2 separate regions of the Mus musculus genome follow, and region 1 is linked to region 2. A link is a loop called in an ENCODE intact Hi-C map of the cell type or tissue named here. Cell type or tissue: heart. All regions are shown on one strand.

The links. A loop is a pair of places that touch in the nucleus more often than their neighbours do. Peaks named below come from ENCODE experiments on the same cell type or tissue, not always from the same donor. Only the 100,000 strongest peaks of a DNase experiment are listed, where the experiment ranks them.
Region 1: a loop joins it to region 2, with 4 times the contacts of the local background. A loop is called at or near these places in 19 of 42 quality-filtered maps.

What each region holds. Positions count from the first base shown.
Region 1 is chr16:45,020,847-45,028,846 of GRCm38, forward strand. It overlaps a transcript of Cd200r3 not described here. Among named protein-coding and RNA genes, the nearest start is that of Ccdc80, 69 kb to the right of the region's middle. In heart, a CTCF peak has its summit at 3,284 (motif pointing left); a DNase peak (open chromatin) is centred at 3,245.
Region 2 is chr16:44,763,936-44,771,935 of GRCm38, forward strand. Cd200r1 (CD200 receptor 1) reads left to right here and starts at 1,801. Exons shown (of 7, transcript NM_021325.3): 1 at 1,801-2,137. The coding sequence starts at 2,074. In heart, a CTCF peak has its summit at 4,206 (motif pointing right); a DNase peak (open chromatin) is centred at 1,886; H3K4me3 peaks cover 378 bases.

The DNA.
Region 1 (8,000 bases), 260 kb after region 2:
AGAGACCTAGGAAGGGGGGATTTTATCTAACACCAGCCAGCCCATGCTTTACAGAACAGAAAATGGCCAACCAATGAGACCACCAACTTTCCCCCACTAAGTTACATTCATATCCATCAGAAAACCCTTCTATATGCTTTAAGTATTGTTGAGGTGAAGTGGCCTATATTTCCCCTGCATAGAGTAGAATGTTGTTTTAATATTTTCCTGGTGACAATATTATGTGCTTTTGAAATGGAAGTTGTGACAGTGCCTGGTCATCCTTATAAGTCAGCAGAACAGTTAGGGTGGCAGCTTTGAGTTGCCCCAGTTTTGTTCAGAGACCATTCTTCTAAGTCTGTGTGTAGCTTTGCTATTGTCTGCAACTTCCTGTACTGACTCTATGGTCTCAGTTCTTTCTCTCCCCTGATAGTTAGGGTGTCTGATAGAGCCATATGTAGATTTTCCTGCTTGGTGAAGAGGTGGTATTATGAACTCATGTGTACAGAACAGACCTCTAAGTTAGATAATCCATGCCATGTACTAAAAGCATGTAGTCCACAGTTCAGAAAGCTCCAAGATATTTGAATGAAATGTGTATTTTTGGGTTCCTATGTTGCTACAGCAGGAGGTTACACTCAGTAAGCTTAAGAAGTACCTTTTTGGTGCTTTCTAGAAAGGAAAATTTGAAAGAGGCTAGCAGCAATTCTTTTTGAGCTGGAGGCTTGATGCAGCCTTGTAAGTCTGGTCTGTTTTACAAGAACAGGTTCTTAGAGGCCACACCCTGTCTTTCAGAGGCAGATTATCAGCTTCCACAGAGAATAGCTCCTTCCTTCCTGTATGTACTTCAGAAGGCATCAGCATCAGTTTAGTTTATACTTCTGTCTTCTGATTCATTATTACTGCAACACATGTTTTCTCTGACTGTGCCCTTAGGGCTGTGTGAAGATGCATTCACAACTGAGCCAAGTATGGAACAGTAATAGAGGCTGAAATAGAATCAATAAACTCTTACAAGAGGTATACCTACCACGATGGGACTTTAACTGTGTGGCCTAGCACCGTGCAATTTGCAGTTGGAAGCCAGCATCTGTCTTTATTGGCTGATGCCTATGTCATTGCAATTGTTCAGGGGTGTGTGTATTCAATGTGGGTGCAAAGTTACCCTCTGAAGCTAAGCTGGTACGGTGTAAATGGACACTATGAACTGCCTTCAGAAAAAAAACCAAAAGATTTCTATAAATGTGACCACATAGAAAGTATAAAAGCAAACAAGTTCAAGATGTAAATGGAAGGAGTTAAGGGCTGAAATGTAATCAGAAGCAAGAGAGTGCACACCTAGGCAAGTGCACGTGTGCATGGGTTTGTTTATTTTCCTGATTGGGAATTGCGCTGCTTAGTTATCGTCAGGTTGACAAAAACCACAGTAAGCTGAAAAGAGGAAAACTCAGGTGAGAAATGCCTCCATCAGATTGTCCTGTGGGCGTGTCTGTGGCCATTTTCTTAATTGATGGTTGATGTGAGAGTGTCCAGCCCACTGGGGCCCATGCCATCCCTGTGCAAGTGGGTCTGGGATATATAAAAAAACAAGCTGAGCAAGCTGTGGCGGTCAATCCAGTAAGCAGCATTTCTCCATGGCTTGTTTCAGGTTCTGCCTTCAGGTTCCTGTCTTGTGTTGCTGCTCTGGCTTCTCGGTGATATACTATAGGCTGTAATCCAGATAAACCCTTTATTTGCTTTTGGTCAGTGTTTTAAGACGGGAACAGAGAAGAAACCAAAACAGGAATATTGTTTATTTATTAGCACATAGTTCAATACTTGAACTTCCTAAGCCATATTTAGTGATTCTGTTTTAAAATTAACATCAGAGGACCCAGGTTCAGTTCCCAGCACCCACATAGCACCTCACAGCCATTTGTAACTCCGTTTCCAGGCTATCACATGGCTTCTCTCTTCAGTGGGGACCAGGTACATACATGGTTCACAAACATGCATGCAGGCAGAAAATGTATACACAAAAAATTTTAAAATAAACAAATCTTTAACGAAAAGATACTTAACTTCTCAGTTACATAAACTGATATTCTGAGGTCTAAAATGTTCAAGTTAAAAGATTTGGAGTATTTATAAAAATTTGGGTACTTCAGTGAAGTGTTTGCACATGGTATATGCTTCTAATCTAAGCACTCAGGAGATTACAGCAAGATGATTAATATCATAACGAGACTACAACGTGAATTTGGTGATAACCTTTGCAACAGATCAAGACCAAATCTCAAAAAAAAAAATTTATAAAGATTCATATCCTTGAAAGTGATCCAAGAAATACCCTTGCCAATAAGTAATTCTCTGTTTAATGTAATTTCTCTACGAGGTTTCTTTTATTTTCAACAACTGATTAGTGAGTATAAATGTTAGATAAGTGTGTGTTTTAAATGATGAATTTTTAAAATCATTATATGTGTACAAGTGTTTGCCAGCCCATGTGTATGTGTATTATATATGTGCCTGATTCAGAGGCCAGAAGAGGGCATTGGGTTCTTTAGAACTGAAGTTACAGATGGTTGGGAGTCCACGTGTAAGTCCTGGGAACTGAATTTGGGTCATCTGCAGGAACAGCAAGTACTTTCAACTGCTGAGCCATCTCTCCAGCCCCAACTATAGTTTAAAAGTTGTTTTTGAATGAGGAGACAGTGTGTGGGGAACTAGGAAATAACCTTGCTATAGCCATCTCTCCCCCCAAAATTCATGTGGGAAACAACCGTAGAGGGAAAGGCCAGCAATTCAAGTTTGGTTATGTAAATTTTTACCCTAAAGTTCAATAGTGTGTCCTGACAAGACAGGCAAAGCATGCAGAGGTGTCTGCTTCATTTAGTGAAGGCTTTCCACCCCAACCCCCACATCCAACACCCCGTATCCCCCACATCCCGGCACCTCTTTGAGTTCAAGTCAGAGCCTCTGACTTCACTGTTGTACCACGCTGATGACAAGGAAGGAAGACACAAAAGCCTCCCTACCAAGGAAAGGGGAGAGGCAGCCTGCAACATCTTAAGTTCTATGGGACATTAGTATCTAAAATGAGCCAGGAAACAATCAATTTCCTGGCCATCCATCGTGCCATATGTGTAGAAGAAAGATTTTCGACACAAACAAACAAAAACAATACACCAGTAAAGAGACTGCAGTCTTTTGGGGGTGGTCCACTAAAAGCTACTGTTGGCATGCCTGGATGGTTGCCTTGGCCTATGGGTTGATATGAGGGGCGTGGCAGCAATGAGATGGAACCAGAGGCCTGGAGCTCCCCCTAGGGGCTAAATCTATTCTACCCTGAGTGACCCAAAACTGCACTAGTTAGAAAGTGGACTGCTCACATGTACTCACTGATAAGTGGATATTAGCCTAGAAACTTAGGATACCCAAGATATAAGATACAATTTGCTAAACACACGAAACTCAAGAACAAAGAACAAAGTGTGGACACTTTGCCCCTTCTTAGAATTGGGAACAAAACACCCATGGAAGGAGTTACAGAGACAAAGTTTGGAGCTGTGATGAAAGGATGGACCATCTAGAGACTGCCATATCCGGAGATCCATCCCATAATCAGCTTCCAAACGCTGACACCATTGCATACACTAGCAAGATTTTGCTGAAAGGACCCAGATAGAGCTGTCTCTTGTGAGACTATGCTGGGGCCTAGCAAACACAGAAGTGGATGCCCACAGTCAGCTATTGCATGGAGCACAAGGCCCCCAATGGAGGAGCTAGAGAAAGTATCCAAGGAGCTAAAGGGATCTGCAACCCTATAGGTGGAACAACAATATGAACTAACCAGTACCCCGGAGCTCGTGTCTCTAACTGCATATAAATCAGAAAATGGCCTAGTCGGCCATCAGTGGAAAGAGAGGCCCTTTGGTTGTGCAAATTTTATATGCCTCAGTACAGGGGAACGACAGGGCCAAGAAGTGAGAGTGGGTGGGTGGGGGAGTGGGTGGGGGAGCGTGTGGGGGACTTTTGGGATAGCATTGGAAATGTAAATGAAATAAATACCCAAATAAATAAATAAATAAATGAAAGAAAGAAAGTGGACTGCTCAAGTCTAAAACCAAGGAGCCAGAATCCTCAGTGCTGACCATGGAAGCTGTTTCAAGATTCATTTGACAGCAAAATACTTTATATTTCACAATGAAATTTAATTTATTTGTGTGTATTTGTGTCTGTGTGTGCTCATGTGAGTAGGTGTGTGTATGTGTATGAGCACTGGCATGTAGAGGTAGAAGAGATTATTAGATTCCCTCAGGGATTGAGTCACGCACCTTTGCAGAAAGCCAAGCTGTTTATGTGGGTGCTAGAATCCCATTCTGTCATCATGATTGGAGAGCAAGCATTTGTAAATGCTGAGCCAACTCTCCATCTCCCCAAATACCTTATTTTTTTATGATAGACATATTCATACTTTAGAGTAACAAGACATAGCCCAGTTTTCCATCAAGACTGTAGTATATTATAATAATCTAAAAGCATTATAATGTATAGTAATGTAGGCATGTCAGGGTACACACTTCCTACTAGGAGCGGTGTAAAGTACATGACCTGTCAGTTTCTCTAAAATACTAAACTTCTGAACTCTGACTTGTGGTGCCTGGCCCCAATCAGATAAGGGCCTGGGTGCCTGTGTTTCATGTCGCTTCCTGCCACATGGGCCTCAGTGACGATGCAACGATTCCTGTGCTGTATACATTGAACAAGTGTCCTTTTATCTCCGTGGTTTGGTTTGTGTTGTAATAAGATGGTCATATTACACATAAAAAGCAGCGTGTACCTCACTTGATAGCAACAGACAATGGATGGCCCCTTAAAGGTCATTTAACCACTAGCTTCTGGGCCCTTAGCTACAAGGAAGCTGTGGTATCAGACACTGAAAATTAGTTTTTGAGGTTCTTCATTTTATACTCACACTTGGACAGTTTAAAGCCTACCTGCAACCCAACTGGATTCACATACTTTAACCACAAATAATTAAGGACATTTTGAGGTTGTAAAGTTAATTGAAAAGAATTAAGACAATAAATATCTTTCCTGATATGAGCTCGGTATTGTATGAAGATTTCGGTCATGGATCTGTCAACAGTTCACAAGGATCCTAGAGCCTAGAATAAGACTTTCTAAAGAATATTTACACCCAAAACAGACACCAAAGGGGGATTGGTAAATAAAATATCTCTTCAGTTTATTTTAAAATGAAACCTTCCTTTCAGGGGATATTTCTACTAACACTCACAAAATTATTGTTTGCTGGAATGTACCACAAAGAAAGCTTACAGCTCCTGGTGATTGACAGGTAGTTTTTGGTTGCTGGGTGATTTCAAGGATGTTAAAATCAACTTTTAAAGGTAAAACCGACACACCCTGGGATTCTGACACTTGGGAGACATGGGAGGATTTCTGAACATTTGTGGGTAATCTAGTCTACATAACAAATTCAAGGCTAGGCAAGGACAAGTGGTGAGATTGAGTCTCAATATATAATGAACACAAAGATTCAAATAATGAATTACATAAAAATTAAGGAAAGAGTAAGATGTTAAGATCAATTTAAAGAGAATCTGAAAAACAAACATAGGCATAGGCAATCATCAATACAAAACTGAACTTGTTCATTGATGTAGAACTATTTAATAGCTATCAGGCAATGAACTGTAATAGAACCGTCTTTCAACAATAAAAGTTCTGCTGAAAAGAAACAATTTAATTCACCGGCTGCCAAACAAGAGTGGTTGTGAAACGTTGGACTCAACTTCACCTCTCAGAGGATAGGACTTACAGATTTGTTGTTAGTTATGTTGTGTTTGTCTTAATTCTTTGAGAATTCATGCATTCATATGATGTGTTTTGTCCATATGCACCCTCTCTCCAACTTCACCTCCTCCTAGGTTCATGCTTCAACCTCCTAACTTCACATCTCCTTATTTTAATAACCCACTGAGTTCAACTTATGCTAATGACTGTGAAGACATCCACTGGACTGTGGTCAACCCATCAGGAGCCACATCTTTAAAGAAAGCTACTTATAAGGTGAGAAAAATAAGAGGTTTTAAAGCTTAAAGATAGAATTAAGTTTACTAATCTATTGACTTTAAGATACAAAACATTTATTGGGTTATCCAAGAGGAACCAGTGTAAAGTAGGGTAGTTTTATATTCACTCCCCCCCACCTTGGGTCTGTGTAGCGCATTAGGGAAGAAGAACATACGAACTTATACACTAAACATGGGAAGCACATGAATTCAGCACAAGATCCAAAGAGGCCATGGTGGCCCAATCTGATCCAGAGCTAAGCAAGAGACAAGTTTTAGCTTCCAGGGCAATGGAAGTGACCTAAGACTTCGAGGGTGGAATGGGGTGTGCACGAAGAACAAAGCAATCTCCTTCTACAGATGAAGTATTCCAAGGCCAACTCTCAGACTCCAGTCTCCAAAAAAATCTTCTCTGGGCAGACAGGATATATCACTGACTATGTAGTGGTGTGCAGTTTCTCTGACTAGCCATCTTGATATAAGTCAAACCAATGTATCTCTCAAGATGTATTTTGGGGTTTCATGATAACCACAAAGACCTTTTGAAGTGAAAAGGGGGTCATAGGTGTTCTCAGAGATAGATAGATAGATAGATAGATAGATAGATAGATAGATAGATAGATAGATAGGAAGAAGAGATTTGAACTTACTGCACTGCTCACTCTGGATATGTAGAAAGAATTCAAGAAATGCCAGTGGCCTTGAGAAACAAGAAGCTGGATTTTCTGTACTTAATTTAAGCATAATGAGACCCATTGTAGACTCTGTCATTCAGAGGTGTAAAGTAACATATTTGTGTTGTTTTACTCTACTCTGCTTGCAATGTGAAGGCCTAGAAAATTCAACACCGAGGTCCTTTGAACTAAAGAAAAATGGAAGGGTTTTAGGTCACTCTGGACTCTCTGCTCCCAGGTCTGGTCATAAAGAAATTCTCTGCTCCAAACTTTGTCTCTGTAACTCCTTCCATGGACCATCTAGAGACTGCCATACCCGGGGATCCATCCCATAATCAGCCTCCAGACACTGACACCATTGCATACACTAGCAAGATTTTGCTGAAAGGACTCAGATATAGCTATCTCTTGTGAGACTATGCTGGGGCCTAGCAAACACAGAAGTGGATGCTCACAGTCAGCTATTGGATGGAACACAGGGCCCCCAGTGGAGGAACTAGAGAAAGTACCCAAGGAGCTGAAGGGGTCTGCAACCCTATAGGTGGAACAACAATATGAACTAACCAGTACCCCCCCTCCCAGAGCTCGTGTTTCTAGCTGCATATGTATCAGAAAATGGCCTAGTCAGCCATCATTGAAAAGAGAGGCCCATCTGTATTGCAAACTTTATATGCCTCAGTACAGGAAAATGCCAGGGCCAAGAAGTGGGAGTGGGTGGGTAGGGGGGTTGGGGGGGTAGGGGGGACTTTTGGGATAGCATTGGAAATGTAAATGAAGAAAATATCTAATTAAAAAAAGAAATTCTCTGAATTTCTCTTGAAAATAGACCATATGAAGTTCATTTCAGATGGGTTCTGCCTTAGCCATTGGGAAGAAAGAATACTTTTAGGGGGGAAGAAATGGCCTCCTCATTCCTTCCCAGGCTTTTTGCCCATGATACAATCTAAATTGGCATAGAGCATATTGTCAGGAGAGAAAACTGTTTAGGTGCCTTCATGCATGCAAGAGTTCCACAAAATATAGGATTTGAAGACATGTCTGATGATGGAAGCTGAAATATAGAAAGAAGTAGTGGTGGTGGTGGTGGTGGGATGTGTGTGTGTGTGTGTGTGTGTGTGTGTGTGTGTGATCTGAGGGCTGTGGTCATGAGTTATAAGAGAGGGAGGGGAGGGAGGGAGGGAGGGGAGGGAGAGAGTAGTAGAATATTTATGTAGGTTAAAAAGTATTTTAGGTAATAACAAAATCGATAATTGTCATGGTGTCAACCAAC
Region 2 (8,000 bases):
TGAAACCATGGGTTCATCCCCAGGACCACATAAACTAACTGTGGTAGCACATGGCACAGTATAATCTCAGCATTGGGGAGGTGAAGACAGGAGAACCAGGAGTTCCCAGTTATCCGTGGATACACAGAAAGTTTGAGTCCATCCCATCTCAAAAATAAATAATGAAGAGAAGAATAAAAAAAAAAAGAAAAACAAAATTAAAGAATTTGTTCTCTCTCTGCTGTGTGTGTGTGTGTGTGTATGTTTGTGTGTGTACATGTACATGCCATCGTACAAATGTGAAGGCTGGCTATGTTATCTCACTCTACTTTGATGTAGTTGCTGGGGACTGCAATCAGGTCTACAGGCTTGTGTGGCAAACACCTTTACCTACTAAGCCATTTCGCTCCCCTGATCATCAAAACTTTTTGATGACATGGACAAAAGCTCATGCCATTATAATATCAAATAGAAAAGAAATACAGACACAGCTAAGAAAATGAACCAGTATCATTGAGGTTGCTTGGCAGAGAATTAAGCACTGCTCAGATTGTCCTCAGAACCTACAGTGTCAACAGCTTCTTGTGATGGAAAAACAGTATTTAAATTTAAATGACATGTCTTCAAGTCTTTCTTTCTCTTAAGGATCTTATCTCCTTGTTCCTTTGAATCAGAATGGTGCACTGAGAAAGCTTGAGAGGTGGAGGAGGGTAATATATAGAGTTTAATGTTTGGCAAGAGGGAAGAGGGAATTGCTAACTTTGAAAATTCGTGCTGTTTTATCTTTTTTTCCTGTTGACAATGTTTTCTTCCTCTTCCTGGAGCATTTTGCTCAGGGGTAGGAAATTCTTACCACAGAGGTTTTTTGGTTTTTTTTTTTTTTTTCCTTCTTCTCAACTGTAATCTAAGTTTATACTAACTAGTAACATTACACAGAATTTTTCTGGGAAGTTAGACTCTCAGATCTATGACAACTCAAAGGCGGTTATCTGTGACTACAACAACCTAACTCCTCGAAAGTCAAAGAGAATGGAAATTCAGTACTGAGCCTCCCACAGAGGTCTGCGACTGAACGTTCACTGATGTGGCAAAAGGGACTATGTGAATGTAATTAAATTAAGGATCTTCGGATGAACAGACAATGCTCATTGGACAAATTAATCGCAAAGGACCTTGTAAGAGGAAGGCAGAAGGGTCATCATCAGGCGATCAGCTATGGCAATGGAACACAGGTTAGAATGATGTCCGATGGCCGCAGGCTAGAGCGCAGAGACATCTGGGTGCTGGAAAAGGTCGTGTCTCCAGAAGAAGCAAAGGCCTGGCTACGCCTTGATTTTAATCCCATATCATGACGTTCAGACTTTTGACTCCCGGGCAGTGCATTAGTGCTGTGTTTAAGCCTCTCATTTTGGGATTGTTAGGGTAATAATAGAAATAATAGAAAATAATAGAAAAACGCATTTGATGCTCCCAGCATTATGTGTGGGGTTCCAGACTAGATAGTAATCTCACCATGGCATTTTCAAGTAGAAATATTTATTCTGCATTAAAGACTGAGGAAGGGTATACACACTATTATTATTATTATTATTATTATTATTATTATTATTATTATTATATTGGAGAACTTTCCAGAAATTCATTGTGGTTAGGAAATTTACAAGCACGCGGCGAAAATCGATCGATAACCCTCTTCAGTTTTGAATGGAGGTTTAGACACATCCATCTGTCTTGGGCATGTTCAGAGCCTTACTGTACAGTTTATCTGTGAGCAGCAGGAGAAGAGAAAGAGCCAATGGGCTGAAAGTAACCCACTCAGTCAGCTTCCTCTGTCTTTGCTTCACGGTTCTGCACAGGAAATCCATTGCTGTGTCAAGTCCCAGAGAAGTTTCTTCTCTTCCAAGCCAGACTAAAGCACGCGAGTGGAAGGAGTTGGCAGGCAGGACGGGGCTGCTCCCTGCGGATGGGTTAAGAGGTGCGCTACCACGCAGAAGCCAACCCGAGAGAAGAGGGATCCGGGTTATGGTCACTGCTGCTCCCTTACCTCTGAGGAGAAAAAGTACCGAGTGAGCGGCGGAAAACCAGAAAACCGAAATGTTTTGCTTTTGGAGAACTTCTGCCCTAGCAGTGCTCTTAATATGGGGGGTCTTTGTGGCTGGTGAGTCTGAAATTTTTTGGGGGGTGTGGGTGGGGAGAATGACTAAGGGAGGAGAGACCTGTTCTGCGCAGCATTTAAGCCTTGTCCCTTTTCGCTGGGTAACGCAAGCCAATTTCTGTTGTAGAGATAAGGGTTGCTCCAGATATGGGTTACCTTGTCACCTCTACTTTCTGCTTTGTCTGATTTATTTTTGCTTTGTGTTCTATAATGTCCTCCACTGTCGCTTCCTCATCTCCCCTCCCCCTTCAGGACAGGTCAGGATAAATTAAACACATATTCATAGCAATCAAAATGACATGGGGGTCTCTGTATCTTCTTCTTGGGGAAAACCAAAAACCAAAAACCAAACCAACAACCAGCTATCATCTCTGGTCTCCCTCGCCAACAGTGTAAGTTGGGAACGTATCTTTTTTTTTTTTTCCTGACACTTTTCGTGACTGCAGGCTTTACACATACAGTTACACTGGTGTATCTGTGATGTATATTTGCCTTTATCTTGAAGATATGTGGGCTACAGGAGTCACTTTCTGAATCAGGAGGTGCACGCCTCAATGTCTGCAGTTTTGTAGGAGTTCAATAGAATTTGGGGCTACCGTGCGGGTGTCCTGATTTCACTGTAGAAGGGTGGTGGGAGTTCGTGTAGGAGGCTTTTTCATGTTTCACTTTTAGTAGCTGCAGTAGCTACGAGGGAACAACAGACTTAGCTCTGAAATGTATAGTTTAACAATTTAAAGGAGACACGGTATTTCTTTCCTTTCACCAGAATTCCTTTAAAAATCACATTTTGGTCTATCTTCCAGAAAGAGAACATCACATGATAGTCTTACTGGTGAGCACACGTAAGATAACTATGATCCACCACTGCACCCTTCTGCTGAGAATTTTCAGTTATCTGTTCTTTTTGATGTGCATAGCAAGCCATTGAGGTCAGGATGGAAGAAAGCTCCGTTTCACATAGCTAGAACCTAAGCTTAGGGCGGTGAAGTGCTTTGTCCGCAGTACTTATTTCCATAAGCACCACAAAACATTGGAGTGTGCAGTTTACCCGGATTGCTTTTCACTGAGAGGCACCCATTGTAGCACAGCTGAAAACGCTAAGCTAATTATTTGTTTATAATTTGAAGGGGGGGGGAGTGTCCTGAGTCTTTCAGTAGTTGGGCTTCTCTAGAAAGCCTTTAAAGTCTGTGCAGGATCAATTTGACAGGGAAAGCCCAGTCAGGTTGTGTCAGGTTGTGTATTAGTAGATCAGACAAAAAAGCAACAAAATGGAAACATAGCAGAGTTTGAATTTTGAAAGCTGAAAGGTCCTCCCCCCCCCACCCCCCCTCCCCCAGATAGGGGTTCTCTGTATAGCCCTGGCTGTCCTGGAACTCACTTTGTAGACCAGGCTGGCCTTGAACTCAGAAACCCACCTGCCTCTGCCTTCCAAGTGCTGGGATTAAAGGCGTGCATTGGAGACACTACGTTCTCCAAGTCTCTGAAATCCAAGCTGGCATCAGAAAATCATCAAACGTTTAGAATGCCAATCAGTAAATTACTTCTTTATACACATGCTTTGACATGACAAGTTCACCAAGAATGACTTAGGATTGTGAGTTGAAAGCCAGCCAGGGCTGAGACTTTATGGCTTCGCTTAGTGCTGCTGCCGACAGGAGTAGCTCCCTCTGTGTAAGATCCATTCGCACAGGAGAGAGGGCAGGGCATCAGGGTGAGTGATAGATAGAATGCTCTTGTTTTGCCTATTTACTTTTAAATTTTACTTTAAACTTCAAACCCTGTGGTGTTTATTTAATAAAGCACCCGAGGGGAAGTTAACAAGAATCTAATCTTGTGCGTGGCTGAACGACCTCCATGTTCACAGACTGTGGCTTTTCTTTCTCCTTATTTTGTCCCATTGTCTTCAAAGTTCTTATGTTCAAATTATAGTTTCATGTCCTGATTGAGATCACCCCACCTTTTATTGAAGTTGCTGGTTTTGCCAATATGAGTTGCTAACAAGAAAAAGGAACCAACAATCCTCTACTGTTTTCTTCCCTAAAAGAATTTTGACTCATTTTCCTTGCCTTCCACTAGGGGGCAGGTACCAACAGGAGGAGACACACTGAGCCCTATAGAGATTAAATGCCACATCAGAAAAGCAAGGAACAGGCCTCATCGATTTAACCCCTTTCTTCCTTTTTAAAGTTTGTGCTAACTATACATTTGCCAGTTAGCATAACACATAGGTGTGTTTTCCTTTGGACATTAATGTTCAAGATTCTGGCGAATAAGAATACTAAGAGGTGTGTGTGTGTGTGTGTGTGTGTCTCATGTGCAAGAATGCTGACTAAAAGTTCCCAGCAATCTAAATGAGGGAGATGAAAAAAAAAAGAAATCCTTAAGGAACATTGTAAGTCAGAAAATATTGAAGTAAAAAATGTGAGGAATATTAAAACCATAGTGTGTTGAGAATGTTAGTTTTTTTGGGGGGGTGTTTGAGACAGAGTGTTATAGAAGAGTGGGCCCTGACCCACATGTTTTGGCAGACAGATAAAGAAGATAGATAGAGAAGGAAACTGGGAGGCAGGGTGTGTCACCGAACAGAGAGACCCGGAGGTTCTGTGAGACAATGAGATCCAGCTTGCACGAACAATGTGCTAAATAATAATAATAATAATAATAATAATAATAATAATAATATAATAAAGGATGAGGCTGCTTTCTGAGGCTCGTTAACAGGGAGAGAATATGGATATTGTGCAGTTGATGGTGAGGCCGTCTATTAGCTTGTAAGGAGAAGCAATAATCTCAGGCAGTAGTTTTGGAGAATGTGACAGAGGGATCCTGTTGATTGGCAGTCACACTTTGGAAAGCTTGAATTAGGAGTTGAAGTAGTAGAAGGTTCTGTGCTATGGCATTCGTGGCTGCGAAGGGAACTGTAGAGGAAGGACATGAAGGATGGACATGCCTATCCACCCTGGGGAGAACAGAAAGATCTAGAGTTTGCGCACCATATAGAAAGCAGATGTTCCCTCAAAGGCAAGACAGACGGGCAAATGAGAGATGAAGCACTAGAAATGTTTGTCTTCAGTCTGGGGAGCCATAACTATCTCTGTGTAACAGCGAGCAAGTTCTAGGAAGAGATGGGAAAGGAGACAATATCACCTACAGGGACTATGCTTAGCCTTAACTAGAAGGAAAGAAATGTTCTGAGCTTGAGAAATTAGTTGATACAGATCTTAGATTAGGTGAGGCCAGCTCAAAATGGCTAGAACAAGGTGGAATCAATGAAGGTACTCACTGTGATAAACTAACTTCTCAGTATGACCAGGTGAATGTAAGCTGATGTTGCTACCCAACAAAGCCATCCAGTGATCATCTGACTTTCTATTGTGACTGAAGAATTAATCTATGCAGTCGTTAAAATGTTATCAGTGCACAGCGAGCTTTTGTGTCCTCTCCCTTGATTTGCTAGCTCCTGACTGGGTCTAGAGAGCAGGCCGGAGGGTGTCATGTAGCTTTGGACTGAGTGATGCTAATACTCCCTAAGAAGCAGTCAACATCCATCACATTAAGAAACAATAGATATCACAAATACATGAAGTTTTTATGAGAGTTGACTATGATCTACTCATTTCATTCTTCCCCAAGAACTGATGTCATTCATGCGTTGACGCTAAGCAAAGATTTCAAGGTTTTCATACCTAAAATTTAGATGCCTTGCATGTCTGAAAAGCTAGGCTCCATTTGTTCTGAGAACACAATCTTGTGTGTGTTTAGGGGAAGTGCCCTAGAGAAGTGCCAGCACGGAGACACAACTGGCAGTTCTTCCATTTAGGAAGAAGCGATTTTCTTTAAGCATCTCTGCTGCTCTGAACTGTTGATGCTGTGGTCATCAGCACTTAGTGTGGTGTGGAGTCAGACTTAGATTGGGGTTTTGTGTACAGACATTCCTGCATCTCGGTCACCACTGTCATTGGGCACAGTGGGGAGCCGAGTAAGCTGGAGTTTTGAGAGATTTCACTGATCAGAACACTGGTCATTTATATCTCTGCCATATTCAGTTGTTAGGTGGGCGGCCTGGGGAAGGGCTTGATCTTCAGCAAAGAAACCAAACCGTCCTTTGAAGTCTCTGAAAAATGAAGGCTGTCTACTTACTGCTCTCAGTCATAGGAGCAAGGGCTATCCCTGGCGGGGATTCTGGGAGGCACATTCTTGATACATGCTAGAGTTGCTGCCTCCTATGTTCTGCATCCCTTCATGAAATTCTGAGCCTCTATCTGGTATTATTCTCCAAATCAGTTCTATCACTTTAGTTTTTATTTTACTTTTAGCGGTTAAGAAGTTCTCCCAGTTTTCTTTTATATGAAGAGTTAACTATTTATGTCTGAAATATTTATTTTACTTTCATTACCAAAGCATATATTTGCTGGGGATGTGTAGAATTATGGGTTGATATTGATCTCCCCTCCCCTTTAACACCCAAAAAAATCTCTAATGGGGAGTCAGCCGGTCTCTTACATCATTTCTCTGAATTTAATCTCCGATCTTCTAGGCCTGTTTACGACATTTTGTTCATATTGCTGGGGTTTGGCCACATTTAATCTGACTAACTGTGGTATTTTCACCTGTAAGAAATTACTTAACTTCATTAGACATGATTTCCTCACTTATGAAACAAATAGGCATGATAATATTAGGAGATTAAGAATTTTTAGACAGAAAGGACTCAAGACACTTCTGTATTAAATTCTCCCATCTTGTATGTGGAAACTAGCCATGTTCAAGGAACTGCCAATAATGTCGCCTAATCTTTCAGTGGATGAATTAGTTGGAATGGCTCTGTGGGACCAACAATAGAAGGGAAAGAGCTGAGCAAGAGTCTCTCTGTGTATGGAAGGTTTTAGAGGCGATGCACGGGAAAGAAGAGTCACATTTAAGAGAGAAACAAGAACAATTAGAGGCTTGAGATTCCTGTTTAGGAAAAATAAGTCACAGCCAAAATGAGGCTTGGTCATTTGAACGACGAGTAAGCAAGGGAGTGTTTGGCCATGTGTCAGTACTGTGCTTTGTACTGGTGATACTTGATGAAGAAAGATGTAGCAGGGCTGGGGATGTAGTTCAGTGGCAGGGCACTGGTCTACCATGTACAAGGGTTTAAACTAAACCCCAGCACTTCAAAAAGACAGCCATAGACTCCACTTATTTGGAGCTTAGAATCTGGTAGGGAGGATAGATGTTACACAAATTCTCGCAAATAATTAAAGAACATAAAATATGTAGGAAAATTACAGGATGGCATAAAAGTGTAACCGGCAAATCTGATCTTGTCAGGGCATCAGGTGGTGATGACAGAGTAAGGGCTGTGAGAAGAGCTCTCTGGGGCTGGTGGAACAGTCTCCATGATACACACAGAGAGCTCAGGTAGAACGGGGGTGAGGAAGTGTGGAGATTTAGCAGAAATTCTGGAAGGTGGAAAGGATGAGGGGAGAAGATACTGAGGAGAGAGTAGTTTACAAAGGACCTATCTATGGATGGTGATGCATACCTTCAGTCTCTGCATTTAGGCCCGTGAGGGAGGTGGTATGCTCCACCAAGGCTACATAGTTAGAGCCTGTCTCAAACAAGCAAGCAAATAAACAAAACGTTTTTTAAAATAGAGGTGGCTGGGTGGTGGTGCATGCCTTTGATCTTAGCTTGCAGGAGGCAGAGGCATGCAGATTTCTGAGTTCGAGGCCAGCCTGGTCTACTGAGTGAGTTCTAGAATAGCTAGAGCTGTGCTATCTCAAAACAAAAACAAAAACAAAACTAACTAACTAGCTAACTAACTAACTAACTAACTAACTAACATAAAGGAGCCCTGACTTTTGGGAGAATACCCACA